Linked DNA regions of Homo sapiens: regions 2, 3 and 4 are each linked to region 1. The links are chromatin contacts, found by Hi-C or POLR2A ChIA-PET in ENCODE. All regions are on one chromosome and are shown on one strand. The core of a region is the stretch at or near the end of the contact, and the rest is flanking DNA. Distances in the headings are between cores, read along the strand shown. Region 1 overlaps BMP8A (bone morphogenetic protein 8a). Region 2 has its middle 21 kb from the start of PABPC4. Region 3 overlaps MACF1 (microtubule actin crosslinking factor 1). Region 4 overlaps NT5C1A (5'-nucleotidase, cytosolic IA).

Region 1 (6,011 bases), core at 2,416-4,915:
ACGTGAGAAAAAATTTTTTTTAAAAAGCAGGGGGTGGAGAGCGGCAACTGTTTGCTCAAGACTTTTCAGTAAGGAAAGGAACCTGGGGTAGAAAGCTCCCCCTTCAGCTGCCCATGAGGGCACAGGTGGGCCCCACACTCACTACGGGGCCAGGGCAGGGCCGCACACCTGCCACTTCCTCAGCAGAGACCCTAGCGCGTGGGTCACTGCTGGCCCAGACTCCTTCCACGAGCAGGCGAGTGTGCAGGGCCACACCTCATCCAAGAGATGATCACGTTTAGGTTTTTGATGAAAAGCATAGCTCTCAGGTAAATACAGCAGCACCTCTAAGCATATTCTGGGAGGAGTGGGTTTTATGAGGAAGGCACACAAGGAACGCCCAAATTTGCAAGTCCCTTTAAAATGAGCCTGCTCAGAATTGCTGTTTATTCCACAGGTCTGCGCAGGCATGGCACTAAGTGTCCCATGGCACATTTGGCCCTCATGGAGGCCTCAAAAGGGCAGGACCAGCACCCTCTTCTACGGAGGAAGGAACGGGCACAGCAGGTACATGATGTGGTCAAATTAACAAGAGGCAGAGGCCGGGTAAGTGGCTCACGCCTGTAATCCTAGCACTTTGGGAGGCTGAGGCAGGAGGATTGCTTGAGCTCAGGAGTTCAAGACTGGCCTGGGCAAAGTTTAAGACCGGCCTGGGCAACATAGTGAGACCTGGTTTCTATAAAAAATTTAAAAATTAGCTGGGTATGGTGGCGTGTGCCTGTCATCCCAGCAACTCGGGCTGAAGTGGGAGGATTGCTTGAGCCCAGCAGGTTGAGGCTGCAGTGAGCCATGACACTGCCACTGCACTCCAGCCTGGGCGACAAAGCAAGACCATGTATGTCTTTAAAAAAAAAAAAAAAAAGGCAGCCAGGACCTGATGCCAGGTCGACTTGGCTCCAAAACCTGCCCTCTCCTTTTCACAGCCTCCTTTCCTGTGAAATAATAGGGAATTTCTCTAAAGCGCATCGCCCGGTCCCTATGTAAAGACAAAGAAACAGGACTTTGCACGCTCACCTGGCATTAGGGCCAGCACTGTGCTGCAGTTGTGAAGATGGCCACTGGGTTGGGGGTTGTTCTGCACCAAATGGCCCCAGACTCCCTGTCAGTGGCTACTTGTTGCAGCCAGTGGGCCTGAGCTGACCACCCTTATTTATGCTCCTGATGTGCAGCCTTGAATGCATCCTGGGCTGTGGGAGGCAACCAGGCCAGAAGATGACCTTGATAGCTGAGCACTGACCCTTCATCAGCTGTGTGTCCTTACGACCTCCTCCCTTTCTGAGGCCTTCTGTATGTGATGTCATTTGGTGGGTGGCTAAAGTTGCTAGAAGTCTGGCCACCAGGAAGGCCACGACTGTCACACTTTGTGCTTTGCTGCATAAAAAGGGAGTCTCATCATGATCCTCAGGCCTGCTGTGCACACCTGATGGGCATAGCAGCGTTTGCGTCTTGAAAACATTCATTTCACAAACTCCTAGCACACCCAAACCATGCCAGGTTACACACTGGGCACTGAAGAGACCACACATTTGTCAGTTTCCGAAACTCTACTGCCCAGTATTGGAAGAAGAGAGCTGTTAAATCAGGTCCTGCAATGGCAGATAGGCCCCAAGTCCTATGGCAGCAGGGGGCTCAGGCCATGTCTCAAGCTCTGGGAGAAGGTCATGGGGGCAGATGGGTTCTCTGGGTTGGAAGAGCCTTTGGAATTAAAGAGTCCTATGTCCTCATGTTGCAGATGAGAAACTGAAGCGTGAATAAGAAAGGGGACTTGTCCTGACACCAAGTCAGTGGCTGAGTTGGAACCAGAATACCTGTCTCCTAACACTCAGGCCATTGCCTCTTCCAATCTCTGCTAGCTGAGCTTGAAGCCTTAGACTAGTGGGGAACTCACCATCTTCCAGACAGCCTGGGCCCACCCTTTATGTACATGAGAGGGTCTCTTCCTCTGCGCTTGCACATGGAGGCCCTCCCTGGTCCAGGTGGAGGGGCTGCTGTCCCGCAGTGTGGCCCCAGCCTCCACCCCTGCTGCTGGACCAGCTCTCCCCAGGCCCCTCCCTGGGGGTGCAGCACGTGAACTCCAGAGAGGCGCATCCTTGGGCCCATGGGGAGGTGGAACCACTCTGCCAGGCTGTGCCTGTGGATGGGGCGGGCCCAGGATCTGCTTTTAATGACACGGTTTGGGCAGCTGGACTCTGTCTGTTCCAGCAGGTAAATTACAGGCTTAGCAAGTCAGAAATCAAATAAACACTCCAACTCCCAGTGGCTGTTCCAAGGAGAACAGCGGTTTCCGGGAACAGTGGAGGCCGAGACAAACCTCCCCACCCAACTCAGCCTAATTACTGCCTGTCACTCCCTGGGACAGGGACCTTTTCTTTGACTCACAGACCCAAGACACAGGACAGCGCTGGTGGGCACCCAGGGTGACGCCAATTTTGGTGGCCAGCTTGTTCATAACTCCTAGACACAAGCAAACACTGGCAGTCCCCACCCTTGCCCCATGCCTGGCCGGAGACTGCCAGTCACCCTGCTTTGGATGGAATGGATTGCTCTGCAGTGGGGCAGGAGGGGGAACTGAGGTCTTATTGACAATGCCTGGTGGTGGCTGTCTGCAGTTCTGTGCTGAGGCCTGGAGGCCCTGTCCTGGTTCAGTGGGAAAGGTACGTAGGTTGATTACTGACATGAGCCATGGGCAAGGGGAGCAGGCTGCGGGGGCATTTGCTCTGTGCCAGCCTACACTACATGTTGGAGCTGCTGGTCTTGCCTCTGTCTCAGTGCTGAGCCCCAAATGGGTCAGCATGGTAGAGATGGTGGAGGGAACTGGAAGCCCCCAGGATTCTTTGCTCCTGTGGGAGTCATACCTCTTTCCCAGGCAGGAGAAGGGGCAGGCCCAGGGCAAGGGAATACACATGACATAAAATATCCCCAGTGGCCAGGCACGGTGGCTCATGCCTGTCATCCCAACACTTTGGGAGGCCGGGCGGGTGGATCACCTGAGGTCAGGAGTTCAAGACCAGCCTGGCCGATATGGTGAAACCCCGTCTCTACTAAAAATACAAGAATGAGCTGGGCGTGGTGGTGGGCCCCTGTAATCCCAGCTACTCAGGAGGCTGAGGCACGAGAATTGCTTGAACCTGGGAGGCAGAGGTTGCAGTGAGCCAGGATTGCACCACTGCACTCCAGCCTGGGTGACAGAGTGAGACTCTATCTGGAAAAAAAAAAAAAAAATCCCCAGTGGCTTCGTGGGGATGTCCAGCTTATTCTTTTTCTAATATGCTAACTGCACCCTGGACCAAATGAGAAGAATCCCAGAACACACTGTGCTGAGAACATAAGCGTGTCCAATTTTGCCCAGAAATGGCCAGTGTTGTACCTGGGAAGAGGCAGAGCCCTTCTCCTCACACCTAAACCCTCTGGTGAATGGAGAAAAGCTCGGGTCAGCCAACCTCAGACCATCCGGGGCCAGCCACAGTCTGACAGGTCCTAAGATAGGACTTCTGTGCTGACTCCAGACAGTGCAGTCAGCACAGGCTCTGAGGCTGCTGTGTGCCTTAGGCCACCAAAGTGTCGGGCAGAGTGACAGCCACAAACCCCAGGGGAGGGGCACAGAGGTACCGAGAAAGGACCAGAAGCCTGACAGGAAGTAGGCACCGAGAGTGAGGGCCCCTGACACTCCTGCTTGAGCTGTGACAGCATTTAAGGGTTTTCTGCCTCTGCAGGGCCCGATCCAGATGAGAAGGGTGGCTGCAGTAGGGCTGGGCGGGCTGACTCAGTGGCAGCCGCAGGCCTTGACCACCATGTTGCGGTGCTTGCGCAGGATGACGTTGTTGCTGCTGTCATAGTAGAGCACAGAGGTGGCGCTCAGCTTGGTGGGTGCACAGCACGCCTTGGGGACTGCGTTTGGCTTCATCAGGTGCACCTGGCCAGGAAGGGAGCACAGGCAGGGGCATGAGGCCAGTGGCCTCCTCTGAGGACCCACCTAGCCCCGCCCCAGCTCCACCTGCTCCCTGCCCTGGCCATCTCCAAGCCACATGGGAGCAGCACAATAATAAGAATTATTAACAGGAATAAGAGCAGCCCTGAGAGCTCTGGGAGCGGGAGCTGTGGTGGCCCACAGTGCCCAGGGAGGGATACATGGCAGCCCCAGGGTGTGGGGCAGGTGGGCAGGGCACTAATGAGGGGCCTCGAGTCCCAGGCCAAGGGCTCAGACTTCCTCCTGGGGATAATGGGAAGGAGAACCTCATGGCCAGGTTTGTGCCCTTAGTGAGGTCCCCAAGGGGGAACCTGGAAGGACCACTGTCTTCTTATAGCCCTTCAGACCCCCCCAGAGGCTCTGCCTCCCCACACCCTGGCCTCCCTCCCCAGGCTCTGGGAGGCCAGGCCTCGCCCCCTCTCCTGTGCTGCTCCTTCTCCCAGAGGACTGCATCCGCCCTCAGCACTTCAAGGCCCTGCATGTGCCCGCACCTCTCCACTCCCCTGGCTCAGCTTGGACCTCTCTTCTGAACTCCAGACTTGCGGATCCTGCTCCCCTTCCCACTTCTGCACTTGGGGGTCTAATGAGGCCTCAGTGGAACATAGAATTCCTCCCGCCCTGACATCATAGCTCCCGCCTGGGAGGCCTCCTGGATGACTCCTTTCGCCTCCTCCCTTCCCTGAGAGCAGCCCCTGGCTCAACCTCCACCTCCGTGCTGCCTCGGACCACCTGCCCAGTCGAGCTGCCATCACCTGCCAGGTGACCACAGCAGCCCTCACTCATCCCCTGCTCCTCTGCCTTCCACTCCCGCGACCATCAGCCTCCCCAAGCCAGAAAGGTCCTTCTGGAGGGTGACGCAGACCAGGACACTGCTTTGCTGAAGACCTCTGACAGCCTCTGGGGTTGCTTGGAATAAAATCCACCCTCCTTCCCAGGGAACCCCAGGCCCTACGGGAGCTGGCCTGGCTCACCCCGGCATCACCTCCCTCCACTCTCCTCCCCTTCACTGCACCCAGCCCCTCTCCTCCCTGCTGGCCCTGAACTTAGGGCCAGCCTGCTCCTGTCTTAGGGCCTTGCACTTGCTCCTTCTGGAACATTCCTCCTCCAGCTGCTGACGTGCCCCTCCTTGTGTGGAGAGGCTGGGCCCAGTCTCACTCCACTGACGGCACGGCTGCTCTGCTCTTCCTCACAGGAGGTGTCAACTCCACGGTTGGTTTGCTTCTGTGCCCACCGACAGCCTCCCCTAGAGCACAGTGCCTGTTTGCTGCCCTGTAGGCTGTGAGCACTCACTCTAGTTGAGCCCCTGAGGGGCAGGGGCAAGGGCAGAGGAGATGGAGTCCAGGAGCTGCAGGTGCAGTCACCTTCCCATGTACCTCCCACACATGCAGCTGTGAGAACCACACGGCATAAAGGGTGGCTGGGCCAGGCCACCCCACGCGTCCTCATCACCCCTGGGCCTTTCCAAGGAGATGGCTCCAGGTGTCCAGCAAACACCATTTGACTGCCCAGAAAGGAAGTATTATCATAGGCTCAGAGCAGCTTTTGGTAATTTCTTTCCTCTCACACCAAGGCATTGTGTGCGCACGTGTGTGTGTGTGTGTGTGTGTGTGTGTGTTTTAATTTTTATTTTAGAGACAGGGTTTTGCTGTGTTGCTCAGGCTTGTCTTGAACTTCTGGGCTCGTGTGCTGCGATTACAGGGTGAGCCACTGCGCCTGATCAAGGCATCACCGTTGAACCTCCTAAGAGGAAAACATAAGGCTGTGCAATACCAGGAACTGGGATTCTAGGTAAAAACTTCTAGAAGGAAGCCTCGGTGCCAGAATCCGCAAACACACAGAGCACTCAGTGGTGAGCAGCACCAGTGATCCCATCAGAAGCCTGCTTTTGTCCTTTAAGGTTGCCCCAGACACCAAGGCATCAAAAGCCAGGGGATCCAGAGAAAACACAGACAGCCAAGAGAGAAACTGCGGGAAAAAGCCAAAAGGTTGAGAGCCACACCATCTA
Region 2 (6,110 bases), core at 2,568-5,067, 71 kb before region 1:
TCTGGTCAGGAATGCACCGCTTTGATGTGGGAAATAGGGGATATGGATATTGGGGAGGCTGTGTGTTGGTTGGCGGGGAGGCAAAGGATGTGTGGAAACTCAGATTTGCTGTGAACCCAAAACTTCTCTAAAAAATTAAGAAAAATCTAAATAAATGGAAATATTTAATTTGTTCATGGATATAAATATTCAATATAGTAATGTGGCAGTTAACCTATAAGTAAATCTGTAATTCCAAAGCTATTCCAACAAAACAAACTTACCAGCGTTTTTCATGGAACTAGACAAACTGATTCCAGATCCACGTGGATATAAAAAGGTCGGGCCAGACGCCGTGGCTCATGCTTGTAATCCCAGCACTTTGGGTGGCCGAGGCAGGCGGATCACGAGGTCAGGAGTTCGAGACCAGCCTGGCTAACACCGTGAAACCCCGCCTCTACTAAAAATACAAAAATTAGCTGGGCGTGGTGGCAGGCGCCTGTAATTCCAGCTACTCGGAAGGCTGAGGCAGGAGAATCGCTTTAACGCGGGAGGCATAGGTTGCAGTGAGCAGATATGAGGCCACTGCACTCCAGCCTGGGTGACAGAGCTAGACTCCATCTAAAAAATAATAATAATAAAAATCAATAAAGGTCCACGACTAGGCAAGAAAGGACCAAAAGGGAGGGAAGGGAAAGAAGGAAGAAAGGAAGAAGGAAGGGAAAAGAAAAGAAAAAAAAAACTAGAAATAAAGGAAAAACAATGCCAATTAAAACCACACAACCGGCTGAGCACGGTGGCTCACGCCTGTAATCCCAGCACGTTGGGAGACAGAGACGTGCGGATCACCTGAGGTCAGAGGTTCAAGAGCAGCCTCGCCAATGTGGCCAAACCCCGTCTCTACTAAAAATACAAAAATTAGCCAGGCGTGGTGGCGGGCACCTGTAATCTCAGCTACTTGGGAGGCTGAGGCAGGAGAATCGCTTGAACCAGAGAGACAGAGGTTGCAGTGAGCTGAGATCACGCCACTGCACTCCAGCCTGGGTGACAGAGACTCCGTCTCAAAAAAACACAAAATAAAGTAAAATAAATGAACCAGTTCTGTATGTAGAAATACAATGTGACAAAACGAGTTGCAGTAATATGTCTACAGACAAATATTTTTAAATTACAGTTTGTAAAATTATTAAAATGATATAACTTCTTGGCCTTTGGGCTAAGATCAGGTGTAAAAATTATCCAAATAAATAAAATCACTTCACACCCATTAAAATGGCCACTATCACAAGAACAGGAAATAAGAACTCTTAATGAAGATGCAGAGCAATTGGAACCCTTATGCCCTGGGTTCCAATTCTCTGAACATTGGGTTGGTGGGAATGGGAAATGGTGCAGCCACTATGGAAAACGGTATGGAGGTTCCTCAAAAAATTAAAAATAGAATGACCATATGATCCAGCAAATATCATTTCTTAGTTTTTGTCCGAAATAAAGCAGGATCTCAAAGAGATAGTTGCACACCCACATTCATTACAACATTATTCACAATAGCCAAGAGGTAGAAGCAACCCAAAAATGGCCATTGATGATGCAACAATAAAGAAAATGTGGTTTATTCACATAGGGGAATATTATACGACCTTGAAAAAGAAAGGAAATCCAGTCACATGCTGCAACATGGATGAACCTCAAGAACATTATGCTAAGTGAAATAAGCCAGTCACAAAAGGACAAACACTGTATGATTACACTCATGTGAAGAATCTAAAGCAGTCAAAATTACAGAAGCAGAAAGTGGAAAGGTGGTTGCTGAGGGTGGAGGTGGGGGAGGGAGAATTCATGTTTAGTAGATACACAGTTTCAGTTTTGCAGCGAGAAAAAGTCCTAGATGTCTGTTTCACAAGCCTTTAAATACACTTAAGGCTACTGAACCTGCCCTTAAAATGGGTCAGAGGGTAAACAATGTTACGTGTTTTTTTTAAGTACATAGAAGTCATCATTTAAACCATTTTAAAGTACACAACTCAGTGGTTTTTAGTATATGCAGATGTTTTGCAACCACCACCACTGCCTAATTCTGGAACATTTTTATCACCCAAAAAGGAGCCCAGCACCCATTAATCAGCCACTTGTGTTCTCCTCTTCCCCCTTGGCAACCACTAATCTGCTTTCTGTCTCTGGATTTGCCTATTCTGTGTAAATGTAGTCATGTAATAGGTAGCCTTTTGCATCTGGCTTCTGTCACTTAAGATGTCTTCAAGGTTGATCTGGCGGGGCACGGTGGCTCACGCCTGTAATCCCAGCACTTTGGGAGGCCGAGGTGGGTGGATCACCTGAGGTCAGGAGTTCGAGACCAGCCTGGCCAACATAGTGGAACCCTGTCTCTACTAAAAATACAAAAAATTAGCTGGACGTAGTGGCAGGTGCCTGTAATCCTAGCTACTCGGGAGACTGAGACAGGAGAATCGCTTGAACCCAGGAATTGCTTGAACCCAGGAGACGGAGTTTGCAGTGAGCCGAGATCATGCCATTGCACTCCAGCCTGGGCAACAAGAGCAAAACTCTGTCTCAAAAAAAAAAAAAAGAAAGAAAGAAATAAGCCAGTCACAAAAGGACAAATACTGTATGATTACACTCATGTGAAGAATCTAAAGCAGTCAAAATTATAGAAGCAGAAAGTGGAAAGGTGATTGCTGAGTGTGGAGGTGGGGGAGGGAGAATTCATGTTTAGTAGATACACAGTTTCAGTTTTGCAGCCAGAAAAAGTCCTAGATGTCTGTTTCACAAGCCTTTAAATACACTTAAGGCTACTGAACCTGCACTTAAAATGGGTCAGAGGGTAAACAATGTTATGTGTTTTTTCAAGTACATAGAAGTCATCATTTTAACCATTTTAAAGTATATAATTCAGTGTTTTTTCTGTTGTTTAGAAGCAACCCAAAAATGGTCATTGATGATGCAACAATAAAGAAAATGTGGTTTATTCACATAGGAGAATATTATACGACCTTGAAAAAGAAAGGAAAACCATCTTAGTGGTGGTTGCAGATGTTTTGCAACCACCACCACTGCCTAATTCTAGAACATTTTTATCACCCCAAAAAGGAGTCCCACACCCGTTAATCAGCCACTTGTATTCTGCTCTTCCCCGTTGGCAACCACTAATCTGCTTCTGTCTCTGTGGATTTGCCTATTCTGTATAAATGTAGTCATATAATACGTAGCCTTTTGCATCTAGCTTCTGTCACTTAAAATGTGTTCAAGGTTGATCACACAGGGTGTGGTGGCTCACGCCTGTAATCCCAGCACTTTGGGAGGCCTAAGCAGGCAGATTGCTTGAGCCCAGGAGTTCGAGACCTGCCTGGGTGACATGGCAAAACCTCATCTCTACAAAAAATACAAAAATTAGCCAGGTGTGGTGGTGCGTGCCTGTAGTCCCAGCTACTTGCGAGGCTAAGGTGGGAGGATGGCTTGAGCCCAGGAGGTAGAGGTGGTAGTGAGCAGAGATCGCACCACTGCACTGCAGCCTGGGTGACAGACCCAGAGCCTGTCTCAAAAAAAAAAAAAAAAAAAAAAAAGGGCCGATCCATGTTAGCATGGATTGGCACTTGATTTATTTTTATTGCTTAATAATATTTCATTATATGGATAGGCCACATTTTGTTTATCCATTTATCAGTTGATGGACGTTTGGATTGTTTCCATTTTTTTTTTTTTTTGGCTGTGAGGAATAATGCTTCCATTAACACACATTCTGTTTTGCTCATCGAAATAGATTGGAAGGAAACACATCAGATTAGTAGTAACAACTGCTCCTGGGATTGAAAGGAGGGGAGGAATTGGACTGGGCAGAGGAACAAAGGGAACTTCAGCTCTGTCTATGATGCTCTATTTGTTTTATATAAAAAAAAATCTGAAGCAAAAATGTTAACAGTTGCTTATTCTGAGTGGTAAGCACATGGGCGTTAGTTAAGTTCACCTCTGAGCTTTCTATATTTTAAATGTTTAAACTAAAACAATGCATACTCTGGACCTATGCCTTCCTATAGCATAAGGGGGTTGTGGGGTCCAGGATAAGCAAACATTGAAGTGTGGGGAGAGGCCAGGAGGAAGAGGCCAAGCCATGGCTAGGGGGCGCAGGCTTGAGGCCCTTTGAGACCCAAGGCAGAAACTCTGACCCCACCCGCATGGCTCTTCTGGGACCCTTCCCCTGCCCAGGAAGAGGTCCTAGATCTAATCTCCATGACTCCTCAAAGAAAAGCCAGCACAAGGTCCAAGCTGGGAGAGACTGTCCTGACCCCATGTCTCCTGCCTTCTCTGCGTGCTCTGAAAGGGGTCATCCACCCCAGTGTCCTTACTTTCCACCTTCCTCAATCTTCTGCTCAGGATCAGCTACATCATTTGTGAGGCCAGGTGCAAAATGACAGCGTGGAGCCCCTTGTTCGAAGGCTGATGCCGAGGCAATTCCTAACTCCACAGGGGCAGCCACAATCTGAGTGGTGTCAACATGCCAGGGACTGAGGCAGGAGCCACCAGGGTGAGTAACTGGGTGCATGCATCTGTTCGCACATGCTGCATTCAGATGAGTGCTTAGCACGTGCCTGGCCCGGCTGGGCCCTGAGCATAGAGGGTGAGCAAGACACAGTCCAGCTTTGAGAAGCTTACATTCTAGAGGGGGCATAGATGTAATCACAGACACACAAGAGATCATCACAAATGGCAGTAAGTGCTATGAAGAAAAAGTAGAAGGACCATGAGATAACGACGGCAGGGTCCCCTGATCACGAGACTCCCAGGGAGGGACACTGGAGCCACGATCTGAGGGCCATTATTTTAGCAAAAGATGGGAATATAGTGCAAGGGTGAGATTGGGAAGAGCATTCCAGAACGTTCCTGGCAGATGAGCATGTGACATCTTCAAGGACCTGCAAGACCAGTGTAGCTAGAGCCAGGGAGGGAGGGACAGACAGCCCCCGATGAAACTGAAGAGAGGTCTAATTTCCTGAGCCTTGTTCTAGTACCATCGATGGTGGCTCCTCTTGTACTATCATTTCTTTAATATTTTTCTTTAAATTGGCTCCCTTTATATCCTCCTAAGCAAGAATATTCATGAAATTAAAGAATGACATAACACTTCTATTTTTCTAATTCACAGGTGAAATTTTAAAATGTCCTTCCACATCCACCTAAAATTGTCCACCTTATCACCTCAGTTTGGAAAAGACTTTTGCCAGCTCCTTTCTTAAGAGCCTTGGGAAGCCTCTAGCAGGATTTCAGCTGGGTGAGAGGCTGGCGACATGGTCTCACTTACATTTCTGAAAAAGGACTCTGTCTACCATGTGTAGAGTGGATTACAGGGGAGACGGAGAAGGAGGCTGTTGCAGGCATCCGGGAGGAACCACTGGGGGATCAGATTTGGGTGTTCAGGAGGAGAAGGGAGCTGGGCTTTCCCACCAGTGCCCACACAAGCCCTGCCCTCCAAAACCAAAATCTTCTTTCTTTTGTGTCCTTGTGCTGACTCAAGGCCAGTTCAGTGGGTTCTCCTGTGATCCTCCTGTGATCCTCCTGTCTCAGTGTCAGCTCCAGGATTCAGGACGGTGTGTCCAGTGCCCCTGTGAGAGCCCAGATCCCTGGGCCAGTCAGGCTGACCACAGTCGGGACTTTGGGTCACACCCAGTCAGGCCCTGTGGTCTCCAGTGCAGCAACAACAGCATCCACAGACAGGCCACTCTGTGCATGTTTCAGGAACTGAGTTATATGATTTCTTTCTTTCTCTCTCTCTCTTTCTCTTTCTTTCTTTCTTTTGATATAGCCTGGCTCTGTCACCCAGACTGGGGTGCAGTGGTGTGAACACAGTTCACTGCAGCCTCAAACTCCTGGGCTCAAATGATCCTCCCACCTCAGCCTCCCGAGTAGGTAGGACTGCAGGTGTGTGCCACCACACCTGGCGAATTTTTTTTTTTTTTTTTTTTTTTAGAGATAGGGTCTTACTATGTTGTCCAGGCTAGTGAATTCCTGGGTTCATGTGATCCTCCCAGCTCAGAAGTTATATGATGTCTATCACTCTATCACCTACGTATTGATGACCCCTAAGTCTACATGGCCCAAAGTCCACACCCTTAACCACTGGG
Region 3 (6,028 bases), core at 1,798-4,297, 130 kb after region 1:
TAGACCAAAACCAGAGCTTATCCTTTGGGAATGAATTGCAAGATGACAGAGATATTAAATGGTTCACTTGATAAATACAATTAATTCAAGATGGAGAAAATCTAAGGCACATATAATTTCTTTGAATTATCTTCTTTCCTTGACTCATATATACACATGACCAAATGTTAAAAACATTAAAAACACATATTTGCTGAAACTGTAAAGAATTAAAGACTTTCTGTAAAACATCTCAATCTGGTATGAGATTGGCAGACAGATGAATTATATCTGTATTTTAAGCTGCTTGCTTCTGAAACTCTGCCGATATTTTTTGGCTCAGCCCTCAATGTTTTAATTAAAGATTGATTAATATTAAGAGATGTCTTTCCTAAAGATGCTGACTTAGTAGTTGCCATTGTACGGTAACAGAGGAAGATAACATGGTCTATGATAAAAGCTAATTAGGCCAAAATCCCTGAGATCATTAGAGCTGATCTAATGGGCAACTGAGTGGCTGGGGAAGTCACTGAGCTGGTAATGTCTTCTGGTTAATTCTGGTTAATGATTTGAAAATAATATGAATTTGTAGAGCATACAAGCCAAGGCCAAAATGGTCTCAGAAAAACCTGCTGGTTGTAGGATTCTGATAGAAATGCATAAATGAATTAATGAATAAATAAATATGTATGTATATGTATGTGTACATAAAATATATTTTAAGCTGTGTTGAATCATGACCTAAACTTGCCTATTATTCCCACTCTAGGGCTAGAAATAAGCCCTATTGTTCCCACAAAAACTGCTCAGGAAGGCTCTCTATCCATCCACTTGTTTCATTGTTATCAAACTAATTTTACTTTATCCTCATAATTTCCATTTTTCCAATTTTCAAGAAGAAAATAATCTGGTGCTGGGCCTTAGATCAAGTCTTCTGGAGAATGATGATCCCTAGGCACAAAGAGGGGTAACTGTTCTTATTAAAAAGATTTCACAGGCTTGATACAATGGCTCATGTTTATAACCCCAGCATTTTGGGAGGCTGAGGTGGGCGGATCACTTGAGCTCAGGAGTTCAAGACTAGCCTGGGCAACGTGGTAAAACCCCATCTCTACAAAAGATACAAAAATTAGCTGGGTGTGGTGGTGCATGCCTGTAATCCCAGCTACTTGTAGGGGCTGAGGCAGGAGGATCGCTTGAGCCTAGGAGGTTGAGGCTGCAGTGAGCCATGATCATGCCACTGCACTTCAGGCTTGATTGACAAAGTGAGACCCTGTCTCAAAAACAAACAAACAAACAAACAAAAAATGAAAAAAAAAAAGATTTCACAATATTCTAATTTATATGTCTAGATAAGCTTCTTTTTAAAAAAAAGCATATTATCATCTAGTGAGCTGAGCACCAAATATAAGCCTAATACTTTTAGATATATCACTTCATTTAATTTTCATAAAAATCCTAAAGGTATGATTTACCAATATTTGTATTTTACAGTTAAAGTAAGTAAGATTCAGAGAGGTTAAGTAATTTCCCTGAAGGTCACTCAGCTAGTAAATGATAGAGCCAGGATTCAAACCTGGATACTTCTGACTAGAACTTGTATTCAGTTTTTTTCACTACACCAAACTGTCAACTAATTGAGTAAGTAGCAATGACTCTGTGCATAAGAAGTAGCACATTTCTTTCTTAGTTTTGCCCTCTTATACTGAAAAAAGATTGTGTTCCCTTAACATATACTAACTAGCAGAGAAGGAAGGAAGCCCAGAAGAAAGATGGAGAACTGAGGAAATCAGGCTAAGATTAGAATTTCTTCAGGACACACAAGGATATATACCTCAAGTCTTGCAGAGTAGATAGCATTTTGAATCCTAGAGCTCACATGGCTTATGAGAAATAAAGAATGTTCATCCAGTCAGTCAAATATTGTCTCATCTCCAACTGTGTATATACCAATATGCTAACTACATTAAGGGACACAAAAGTGAATTAACTGAGGGGATAGGACAAATGGATATAATCAGAAAATGTCAAAATTAGGTGGTATGTGATAAAAGCCAAGTGAGTTATACATTGTAAATGATTAAGAGATCAGGAGTAGTGAGCTGGGGAGATCAAAAGCCTTTATAAGGCCGGGCATGGTGGCTCACGCCTATAATCCCAGCACTTTGGGAGGCCGAGGTGGGTGGATCACCTGAGGTCAGGAGTTCGAGACCAGCCTGGCCAACGTGGCGAAACCCTGTCTCTACTAAAAATACAAAAAAATTAGCCAGGCAAGATGGTGCGTGCCTGTAATCCCAGATACTTGGGAGGCTGAGGCAAGAGAATCGCTTGAACCTGGGAGTCAGAAATTGCAGTGAGCCGAGATCGCACCACTGCACTCCAGCCTGGGTGACAGAGCCAGAATCCATCTCAAAAAAAAAAAAAAAAAAAAAGCTTTATAAAGAAGTGGACTTGAGCTATGACTTCAGAAATCAAATACCTAAAATGTATAAGGAGTGTCTGGGGTAACTGGATGTAGTGTATGGTCTATATAGGAAATAACACTGGAAAGATAGTGGGGATCAAATACATCCAAGACTGGAGACACAGAAATAGGCTAGTTCTGAAGGATACAACCATTTATCAGATCAGATGGCCTTCGAATTGCTTTGGGGGAAGGATAAGCACTTACAGAAAGAACTGTGAATACAGACAGAAGGTCAGGAAATCATTTTGGAGATGAAAATTTTAGAGGGCTATAGCATAATTTATGTCTGTTTTTTTCCCATAGGAACCATGTATGTATATGCTAGCTATCCAATCACACCAGCTCTCTGCATTCTTAACAGAGGGTCCTTTGTTCCAAACAGTAAGGCTCAAAAGAAACATAGTCTGATAAAATCACACTGAGATCAGTACTCCCAGCTGGTGCAAGGGCTGATGCCATTCCATAACACACCCTACAGGAAGCAGCCTGAGATACACAGCTGATTGATTTCCACAGCAGGAGCCTTGTGGCAGTGTGGGGTGGGGACTGGTCAGGCATAGAGAAAATTCTTCAGTCGCTGACTCAGATTAGTTCCCCAAGATCCTGACTCTATCTGTGTAAGTCACTCCCGGAAGCAACACTATTTCTTAACTAATTTTCTTAAAAGGAGAGGAAAACCACAGAAGCACCCCCAGCGAGTGGAACTATTTAATCAGTTAACTCTTACTTGTCATGGGATCTGAAGATGGCAAAAATCAAATTCCCTAGCTTTCTAGAAGTAAGCTGAATAATTCTTTCATTGTAAGGGGCCGTCATCCTGTGTATTGTAGGTTGTTTCGCAGCACTTACTAGATGCCAGTAGCAGCTTTTCCAGTCATAACAATAAAAAATGTCTCTGGGCCAGGCACTGTGGCTCATTCCTGTAATACCAGCACTCTGAGAGGCTGAGGTAGGCAGATCATTTGAGCTCAGGAGTTCAAGGCCGGCCTTGGCAACATGGTGAAACTCTATCTCTACAAAAAATACAAAAATTAGCCAGGAATGGCAGCATGCACCTGTAATTCCAGCTACTTGTGGGGCTGAGGCAGGAGGATCACTTGAGACTGGGAGGTCGAGGCTGCAGTGAGCCATGATTGTGCCACTGCACTCTAGCCTGGGTGATGGGAGTGAAACTGTTTAAAAAAAAAAAAAAAAAAAGGAGTGGCGGGGAGTGGGAGTCTCTGCAAAGCTATGCTTGGTTGACAACCACTGGTGTAGCATAAACTTTGGTGCCAAACAGACCTTCCCAATCCCAACTCTAATATTTACTTGCTATGTGGCTCGAACAAGTTATTTTAACCTCTTCAAGTCTTAAGTTTTCTTATCTGCAAAATAGGATTTTAAATGTCTGATTTAGAGTTTTTTTCAGAGATCATTTAGACTCAGATCTTTCTTACTGCATTTACCACTACATCAGTACCACTGTAATTCTCTGTATCTGTTTCCCTTACTATAGATGGTCTCTGACTTAACAATGGTTCAACTGAAGATTTTTCAACTTTATGATGGTGAAAGTGATATGCATTCAGTAGAAACCATACTTCAAGTACCCAATCATTCAGTTTCTCTATTTCAGTACAATATTCAATAAATTACATGAGCGAGTCAGCACTTTATTATAAAATAGGCTTTCTGATAGATGATTTTGCCTAACTGTAGGCTAATGTAAGTGTCTGAGTATGTTTAAGGTAGGCTAAGCTGAGCTATGATGGTCAGTAGCTACTTTTTTTTTTTTTTGGAACGAAGTTTCGCTCGTTGCCCAGGCTGGAGCGCAATGGCATGATCTCAGCTCACTGCAACCTCTGCCTCCCGGGTTCAAGCAATTCTCCTGCCTCAGCCTCCTGAGTAGCTGGGATTACAGGCGCTCGCCACCACGCCCGGCTAATTTTTGTATATTTAGTAGAGACCGGGTTTCACCATGTTGACCAGGCTGGTCTTGAACTTCTGACCTCAGGTGATCCACCCACCTCGGCCTCCCAAAGTGCTGAGATGACAGGCATGAGCCACCATACCCGGCTGTCAGTAGGTACATTAAATGCATTTCTGACTTACAATAGTTTCGAGTTATGATGGGTTTTTCCAGACATAATTTCACTGTAAGTCAAGGCACATCTGTACACTGTTAACTAGAGACTATCTGAGACTCCAGTACCCACCACAAGGACTAGCACAGAGCAACTGCCCAGTAAGGATGGGTTAAAAGGAATATGGAATCACTTCCTTTTAACCTCCATCCATGAACCATCACCATGTGTAGCAAAGATCCATATTTCAAATGACATGACTGGTGGTAGAAAAATAGTTTATGACGTCCTAGAGAGTAAGTGTATTCCATTAACCTTCTATAGTCAATAAGAGAGACTCGTAGTTGAAAAGCACTTAGTGGTGGCAAAGTAGGGAGGGTGCACATTCTACCCATAGCTGGGTTTTTCCAACTGGGACAGCTGAGACTTGTGAAGAATCCATTCAGCAGGAGACAGCCCTTTACAGTGATGGTTTGGTGCAGTGACCTGACACAACTCCCTGTGGAAGTCATTTTATTCCTAGTAAACCAGCAACTCTAACAATAAACGGCCCTTCAAAGAAACTCATCGTACTTCCTAGAAGCTCATAGCTTATTAGCGAGCTTGAAAGTGCCCAGGATATTTTTCTGAAGCTCCAGAACCAGCCTAAGGCTGAGACCATTTACCATTCATTTCTAGGCACAGTGAGGATCAGTCCTTTTCTGCAAGTCTGTGCTTATCTTAACCATGTTTACTAATCAACTACTAAACGATCAATACATACAAGTTCTGCACAGGATACATTCTAGTTTTTCTGGAAATATATTTCTTCCTTCTTATACAAATGATAAATCTTAGTTGTGAATGCTACATACTGATACTGTATGTGAAGAATTTTAGTAAACTCAAATCCAACTGCTCAGTCCTTTTCTTTGGTTACAGATATATTTGTTTGTTGCTTTTTTTTTTTTTTTTGAGATGGAGTCTCGCTCTGTCACCCAGGTTGGAGTGCAGTGGCGCGATGTCGGCTCACTGCAACCTCCACCTCCTGGGTTCAAGCGATTCTCCTGCCTCAGCCTCCTGTGTAGCTGGGACTACAGGCGCATGCCACCATGCCCGGCTAAGATGGGGTTTCACCATGTTGGCCAGAATGGTCTCGATCTCCTGACAGCGTGATCCACCTGCCTCAGCCTCCCAAAATGCTGGGATTACAGGCATGAGCCACTGCGCCTAGCCTGTTTGTTGCTTTAAAATCTCACCTTGCTATCAAATTTCCAGACAGATTTTTGTAAAATCTATCAATCCTTTCTTGATGATTTTACTACCTTCCATTCAATTTTACTACCTTCACTGGGGCATGAGGCTCCTTTAAGATGATGCAGTGGCTGCAAGCCTGGGATTTTGCTTGTGACACTGATATTTAAAATACAACTGGCAATATTTTAAAAGGGAGCTGGAAAAGGTTCAACATGAAGCAAACTTAAAGGCCTTAAAGGCTCCTTCACCTTCTCCACATCCAGTTGCTATGGTGGGGGTGGAG
Region 4 (5,606 bases), core at 1,274-3,773, 130 kb before region 1:
ACCTATGCATCTGTGGGCGGAGGCTGGCTCCACTGCCAAAGGGAAGGGACATGGGGCTCCATGCCCATCTGAAGATTCCAAGTTTTGACTATTTTCAAGCGACCCATGGCTCATGGTAATTTGCAGTTTTGTTGATGCACTGATTTGACTTGAATGTGCTCTCCCAAGCTGATGAGTGAGAGGGCAGGAGCAGGGCCCTTGGCTGGGGATGAGCCCAGCTGGCTGTCCAGCATGGCTTTGTATTCCCGACTCATTTCCTCATGGGGCCTCTTAGGCAATGATCAGCCTAGTAGGTGGATGCGCATTAGCTAAACATGAGTTTTGGATAGATTGAAGTGCCCAGTGTTGATTTCAGCAGCTCCGAGCCAACAAGGTCATCCATGTACTTTCTGTGAAAGCAAGAACAAGTCCGTCGTGAAGAGGGTCCCGTGAGGACTTTAGCCGGTTCAGAAGTTACTGATCAAGTGAGAGAGAAAACTCCTGTAACAGCTGGAATGGCAGTTTCTTGTGGCATGAAGGCACGTGAGCAATAAACACAAATACCCCTCATAATGGAATTGTGGATCAGGAGAATTCTAGGACTCTGCAAATTTAGAGATTTACCAGGCTTCCAGGATCCACTGCAAGAACAGACAGTATGGAAGACGCCCCATCTACAGCCATCATTGCTGTCGCTATGCCATCATGATACTCTTCTCCACTAAGCCCAGACTGGGTCTCAGAATCTTTCTCTATCCAGCATTCCAGGCAGCCACTACCAGCGGGCTGGAGCTGGTGTGAAAGATGAAACCTATTTTGCCATCCCTATTGGTGTTGGGTTTTGCTATCCAAGAGGCATGCAAGGCCCAGAATGTTCATCCTCTGAGGATATGATGCAACTCTGAGGATGTCAGAGCCTCACCTGACTTGGGTAGAACACAAGGAGGTGGATGAATAGCATCGTGTGGCTGGCGGCTTCCCAGATCACGGGTTTTATCTAGTCTTAAAGCAAAACACAAAACCACCTCCTTTCTGCCAGTAGGTGGCACTGCAGGCCGGCACGCAGCTGCTGGCAGTAGTCAAGTGATTCTACCCACTGATTTACTTTTCTCTCCCACTGACTTAGTGCTGCGCTGGACTCTCCCCACGGTTAGCTCTAGCCAGCCAAAAAGGACTTCAGGTGCTCTGGAAATGTTTGCTAAATATGCCCGAGTGACGAGCCGATTGCTCTTGCCGGCAATTACTGTGATTGTGTGTATGGATGCACACATATTAAGTTTGTGCAACAGGATAAAAATCGTACACGTACGTGTATTTATGTGGGTGTGTGTAATGGGCCAGATATCTCAGCCAATGACTCTGTGTGTGTGTGTGTACTCACTATGTGTACAGATGGTTATCTCTGTTAACTGAGTGTCCTGGGACCCACATACTGATGGCCAGCCCTAGGATAGTTGTACCCATTTCCATCATAACATGGGCATTTGCGTATGTGCAGCTTGGGGGCCACCGAGACCAGCCCCCAACCTCTGGCCAAGAAAGTCTTGGCTCCTAACCCTCTGCCTCCTACCCCTACTCCTGAGCCTTGGGAAGGAAGTGGTAGAATCTGTGTAAGGGCAATCCTTTTGACTATACCTGCCTCATCATCTCCATTTGTTTCTTCCCTCCCCCTAACAGTGCCAAGGCCAACGTGTCCAGTTGGGCAGATTGTGCACTGCAAAAATCTAGAGGGCGCCATTGGTATTGTGACATGGGTAGTACCTATTAGACACCTGCACAACCTGCCAACTGTATACAGATGCCCTGGTCATCTCATGGCCATGGCTACGAAAGTTGCCTTCCCTCCCCACTACCAGCCCTGCCCAACCTAGGCAAAGATTCCTGCCTCTGCTTGAGTGTTCTAATGTGGCCCAGAAGTGACTTACCATTGACCTTAATTGGGAAGTATCTCCCTGATGGGCCATCCCCTAGAGGCCTTTGGAATTCCATTTATAAAAGTGAAATGTGGCTGGGAACTTTTCAGTTACTCATCTTTGCAAAGTGAAAGCCTCTGTAAGGCAAACCAAAGCTGTGAAGACTGGGGTCACTGACTCCCACACTCCTGGCCTGTGGGTGAATATATGCCTTCATGGCCATCTGCCACGGAATTAGGGTAAAGGCCTCAAGGCTAGTCTTGTAGCTAACTGCCACCAAGAAGCCACCAAGAAAATCACTGAGGTCACCCTAGACTGGATGCCTGGGCCAGGGTCACAAACCCCAATGCCTACAGGGGCGAGGCAGGAAACATAAATGAGTGGAGAGGATTAAGCCAGTTCTTCACTGAGAATGGAGAACACTGTGGTCTGCCATGGTTGCTGCCACATGGGAATGTGGCCTGAGGTTGCCGGATAGTCCGCCCCATTTTTGAAGAGAAGCTGGGAATCTGGACTTTTAAATGTTGGCAACTATTTTGAATTTAGAAAACACCATCTGGGCCAAATAAAACATATTCTGTAGGCGAGATCCGGCCCTTGAATCTCCAGTTTGCATCCGCTGGCCCAGGCCCAGAGACTTGGGTTTTTAAGACCCAAGTCACTGAGAGTCTGAGGATATTACACTCAGATTCTCAGTGATGGATATTTAAGAGACCTCAGAGATGACCTAGCTCAGCCTTTGTGTGTTCAAAACTGCGTATGTACAAACTTCTTTTTTTTTTTTTTTTTTTTTTTTTTTTTTTTTTTTTGAGACGGAGTCTTGCTCTGTCACTCAGGCTGGAGTGCAGTGGCACAATCTTGGCTCACTGCAACCTCCGCCTCCTGGGGTCAAGCAATTCTCCTGCCTCAGCTTCCTGAGTAGCTGGGATTACAGGTGCCCGCCACCATGCCCAGCTAATTTTTTGTATTTTTAGTAGAGATGGGGTTTCACCATATTGGCCAGGCTGGTCTCGAACTCCTGACCTCAGGTGATCCACCAGCCTCTGCCTCCCAAAGTGCTGGGATTACAGGCGTGAGCCACCACACTCGGCCTACGAACTTCTTTATTAATGTAATAGCGCACATATACTTAACTTCTGGTTTCTACTTAAGAGCATCTCAATAACCTCCGATATAGAATACGATGAAAAATGAAACCTGTGTGCATAATGTGCTTGTATCTACCTGTCAGAAGCCCTTTGCTTTGATAGCATTTGCTGCCTCAGTCTTCCTCATCACCCAACCTCTCTGGGTTGCTTGTTATGATAAACCTAAGTGCCTCCGTAAATGGTTAGAGCATGTGTTTCTTCGTCTTTGTGACTTCCCTTGTCTGGGAATAAGACTGCTTGTACTTCTCCCAGCTTTGCCCTCTTTGGCCTACTAGTAGCACACCCCATCGATCCAGACCTGTCTGGCTCTTTGTAACATTTACCTGGTCACATGATAAAGGGTGCTGAGTGCTTGCCAGTGTGGGTCCCTGTCACTTCTCATGCATGTCCTATACCTTAATTTTACCACATGTGCTTCTGCTTCTTAAAAGCCATTCAAATAAATGGAGAGGGTTTTAATTAACTTACGTTGTCTTGTTTTTTCCCCACAATTGTATTCACAAACTGGCATATGGCCCCTCATGAAATGCTAATGGTGACGTAGGTAATGAAGAGGCCTGGGACCCGATTCATCCACTAGTGCTGGGATCTTTCTGTAGAATCTGTCCCAGCACATGAAGACCACCCTGAGGGGAGATTCCGCAATGGACAGCAGCCTGAGAGCATCAGAAGGCAAGCTTCCCCCAACAGGGCTCCTCACATGGACTCGGTGTTCCCATCTGGAACTACCAAGGGTGGGGATGGAGAGGGAGGAAGAGAAGATGAGAAAGGATGTGAGATGAAGGAAGAAGGGGATAACTCAGACTCCAGCCCTCACATCATTCTTCTTCCTGCACCCCAGGGTCTTCCTACACCCCAGGGTCTTCCTGCACCTCAAAGTGTCTGCAGAGCAGGAATCCAAGAGTGGCTTTTCTGGGTGGTTCTTACTCAGAGCCTCTCATGAGGTTGTAGTCAAGCTGCCAGGTGGAGCTGCAGTCAATGGAAGGCTTGCCTAGGGCTGGAGGAGCTGCCTCCAAGATGGCTCACTCACATGGCTGTTGGCAGGTGACCAGAGTTCCTCACCACAATGTTACCTGAGTGTCCTCATGACATGGCTGTTGGCTTCCCTGAGAGTGAGTAATCCAAGAGAGCAAGGCAAAAGCCACACCATCTTTTATGACCTAGCCTTGGAAGTGACATGTCATCACCTCTAGCATATTCCATTGGTCACACAGACAAACCCTGATACAAGGTGAGAGGGGACTACGCAAGGAGGTGAATATCAGGAAGTGGAGATGATTAGGGGCCATCTTGGAGGTTGGCTACCACATATTATTATACCTCCATCAGTCTGGTATACCAGGGGCCCCCAAGGTTATGTTAACCGTTCTTCTGCCCTGTGGCAAGACTAGACTTGAATGTGTCTCCTGGATTCTCCAACCTGAAGTCCCCTTGCTTTCCCACCTGTCCCCACCCAGTCACCAGGAATGGAGAGAAATATGATTCTTCATCTACTTCCTTCCCACACCTCCTGTCCAACATTCCTTCAGGGGCCTTGGAGTCACCTACTTGGGGACATCATCGAAACTGTGTTCTGAGATGTCTTAGTCTCATGGTAAAATTTTTATAATGTCCATAAGGCCAGTGGTCCCAGAGCTGTTTGTCCTGTTTTATGACCAGTGGCCCATGTCCAAGGTGAGGGAAAGGCAGGGGTGGGGGAAGGGTGGCATCCTAACACCCCCTCCTTCCTAGGCCTTGGATATCAGCCCCAGCCTCTGGTGCCATAAATGAATCCTCTACTTTCTGACATGGTCTTGGACTGGATTTGGGAATAAAAACCCCATGATGTGATACAGATGTGACTGTGGCTTGGAGCTGGAACCAAAAAAAAAAAAAGGAGTAACCACCAGATAAAGAAATCACAGACATAATTCTTTCTCCTCCCGTGTGCACTCCCTTTTCAACTTGCAAAGCTCATCCATGACCTAAGGCCTATGTGTTCTGTTTTTTTTTCTTGTGCTTACTAGTAGCCAGTTTTATTTTCCAATAGGTCACTTAAAGAAACATTATTTTTGGCCGGGCGCGGTGGCTCACACCTGTAATCCCAGCACTTTGGGAGGCTGAGGCGGGTGAATCACGAGGTCAGGAGATTGAGACCATCCTGGCCAACATGTTTAGTAGAAACCCCGTCTCTACTAAAAATACAAAAATTAGCTGGGCATGGTGGCATATGCTTCCACCCTCAAGATCTCATAATCTCCCAAAGGCCCGACCTCCTAATATCATCACATTGGTGATAAGGTTTCAGCATATTAATTTTGGAGAGGTATATTCAGACCATAGCAATTTGAATCTTCATTCTTTTTTTAAAATTTAATTTAATTTAATTTAATTTTAAGTTCTGGGATACACGTGCAGAACAGGCAGGGTTTTTGGGTTTTTTTTTGTTGTTTTGTTTTGTTTTGTTTTGTTTTTTTGAGATGGAGTCTCGCTCTGCCACCCAGGCTGGAGTGCAGTGTCGCAATCTCGGCTCGCTGCAACCTCTGCCTCCTGGGTTCAAGTGATTCTCTTGCCTCAGCCTCCCAAG

Evidence for each region. A loop is a pair of places that touch in the nucleus more often than their neighbours do. ChIA-PET counts read pairs that join two places held with the same protein, here RNA polymerase II (POLR2A). Pooled maps may share reads with other maps.
Region 2: a pooled map shows a loop between it and region 1 (3-fold over the local background). The contact joins two enhancer-like sites. A Hi-C loop is called at or near these places in 1 of 168 maps with a recorded cell type or tissue (PC-9) and 5 of 50 pooled maps. POLR2A ChIA-PET finds 5 or more read pairs at or near these places in 1 of 52 experiments (PC-9).
Region 3: a pooled map shows a loop between it and region 1 (2.0-fold over the local background). The contact joins two enhancer-like sites. A Hi-C loop is called at or near these places in 1 of 168 maps with a recorded cell type or tissue (B cell), 9 of 37 single-sample maps with no recorded cell type and 6 of 50 pooled maps. POLR2A ChIA-PET finds 5 or more read pairs at or near these places in 2 of 52 experiments (CD8-positive, alpha-beta memory T cell and OCI-LY7).
Region 4: a pooled map shows a loop between it and region 1 (2.4-fold over the local background). The contact joins two enhancer-like sites. A Hi-C loop is called at or near these places in 1 of 168 maps with a recorded cell type or tissue (PC-9), 3 of 37 single-sample maps with no recorded cell type and 8 of 50 pooled maps. POLR2A ChIA-PET finds 5 or more read pairs at or near these places in 1 of 52 experiments (AG04450).

Annotation. Positions count from the first base shown.
Region 1 is chr1:39,523,590-39,529,600 of GRCh38, reverse strand. It overlaps BMP8A (bone morphogenetic protein 8a), which reads right to left. Exons shown (of 7, transcript NM_181809.4): 7 at 1-3,952. The coding sequence ends at 3,803. It also overlaps the pseudogene PPIEL. Among named protein-coding and RNA genes, the nearest start is that of BMP8A, 35 kb to the right of the region's middle. RefSeq lists an enhancer at 5,985-6,011. Within about 2 kb of position 3,665, at least 4 of the 41 ENCODE cell types and tissues checked have a DNase peak (open chromatin) inside an H3K27ac peak, as active enhancers do; they include B cell, where a contact is called at or near this core.
Region 2 is chr1:39,594,795-39,600,904 of GRCh38, reverse strand. No RefSeq gene overlaps it. Among named protein-coding and RNA genes, the nearest start is that of PABPC4, 21 kb to the right of the region's middle. RefSeq lists silencers at 2,187-2,316, 3,067-3,156. Within about 2 kb of position 3,817, at least 2 of the 41 ENCODE cell types and tissues checked have a DNase peak (open chromatin) inside an H3K27ac peak, as active enhancers do.
Region 3 is chr1:39,395,755-39,401,782 of GRCh38, reverse strand. The region is part of intron 58 of MACF1 (microtubule actin crosslinking factor 1); the gene reads right to left. Among named protein-coding and RNA genes, the nearest start is that of BMP8A, 93 kb to the left of the region's middle. Within about 2 kb of position 3,047, at least 33 of the 41 ENCODE cell types and tissues checked have a DNase peak (open chromatin) inside an H3K27ac peak, as active enhancers do; they include B cell, where a contact is called at or near this core.
Region 4 is chr1:39,649,126-39,654,731 of GRCh38, reverse strand. It overlaps NT5C1A (5'-nucleotidase, cytosolic IA), which reads left to right. Exons shown (of 6, transcript NM_032526.3): 6 at 1-3,503. Among named protein-coding and RNA genes, the nearest start is that of HEYL, 12 kb to the right of the region's middle. Within about 2 kb of position 2,523, at least 8 of the 41 ENCODE cell types and tissues checked have a DNase peak (open chromatin) inside an H3K27ac peak, as active enhancers do.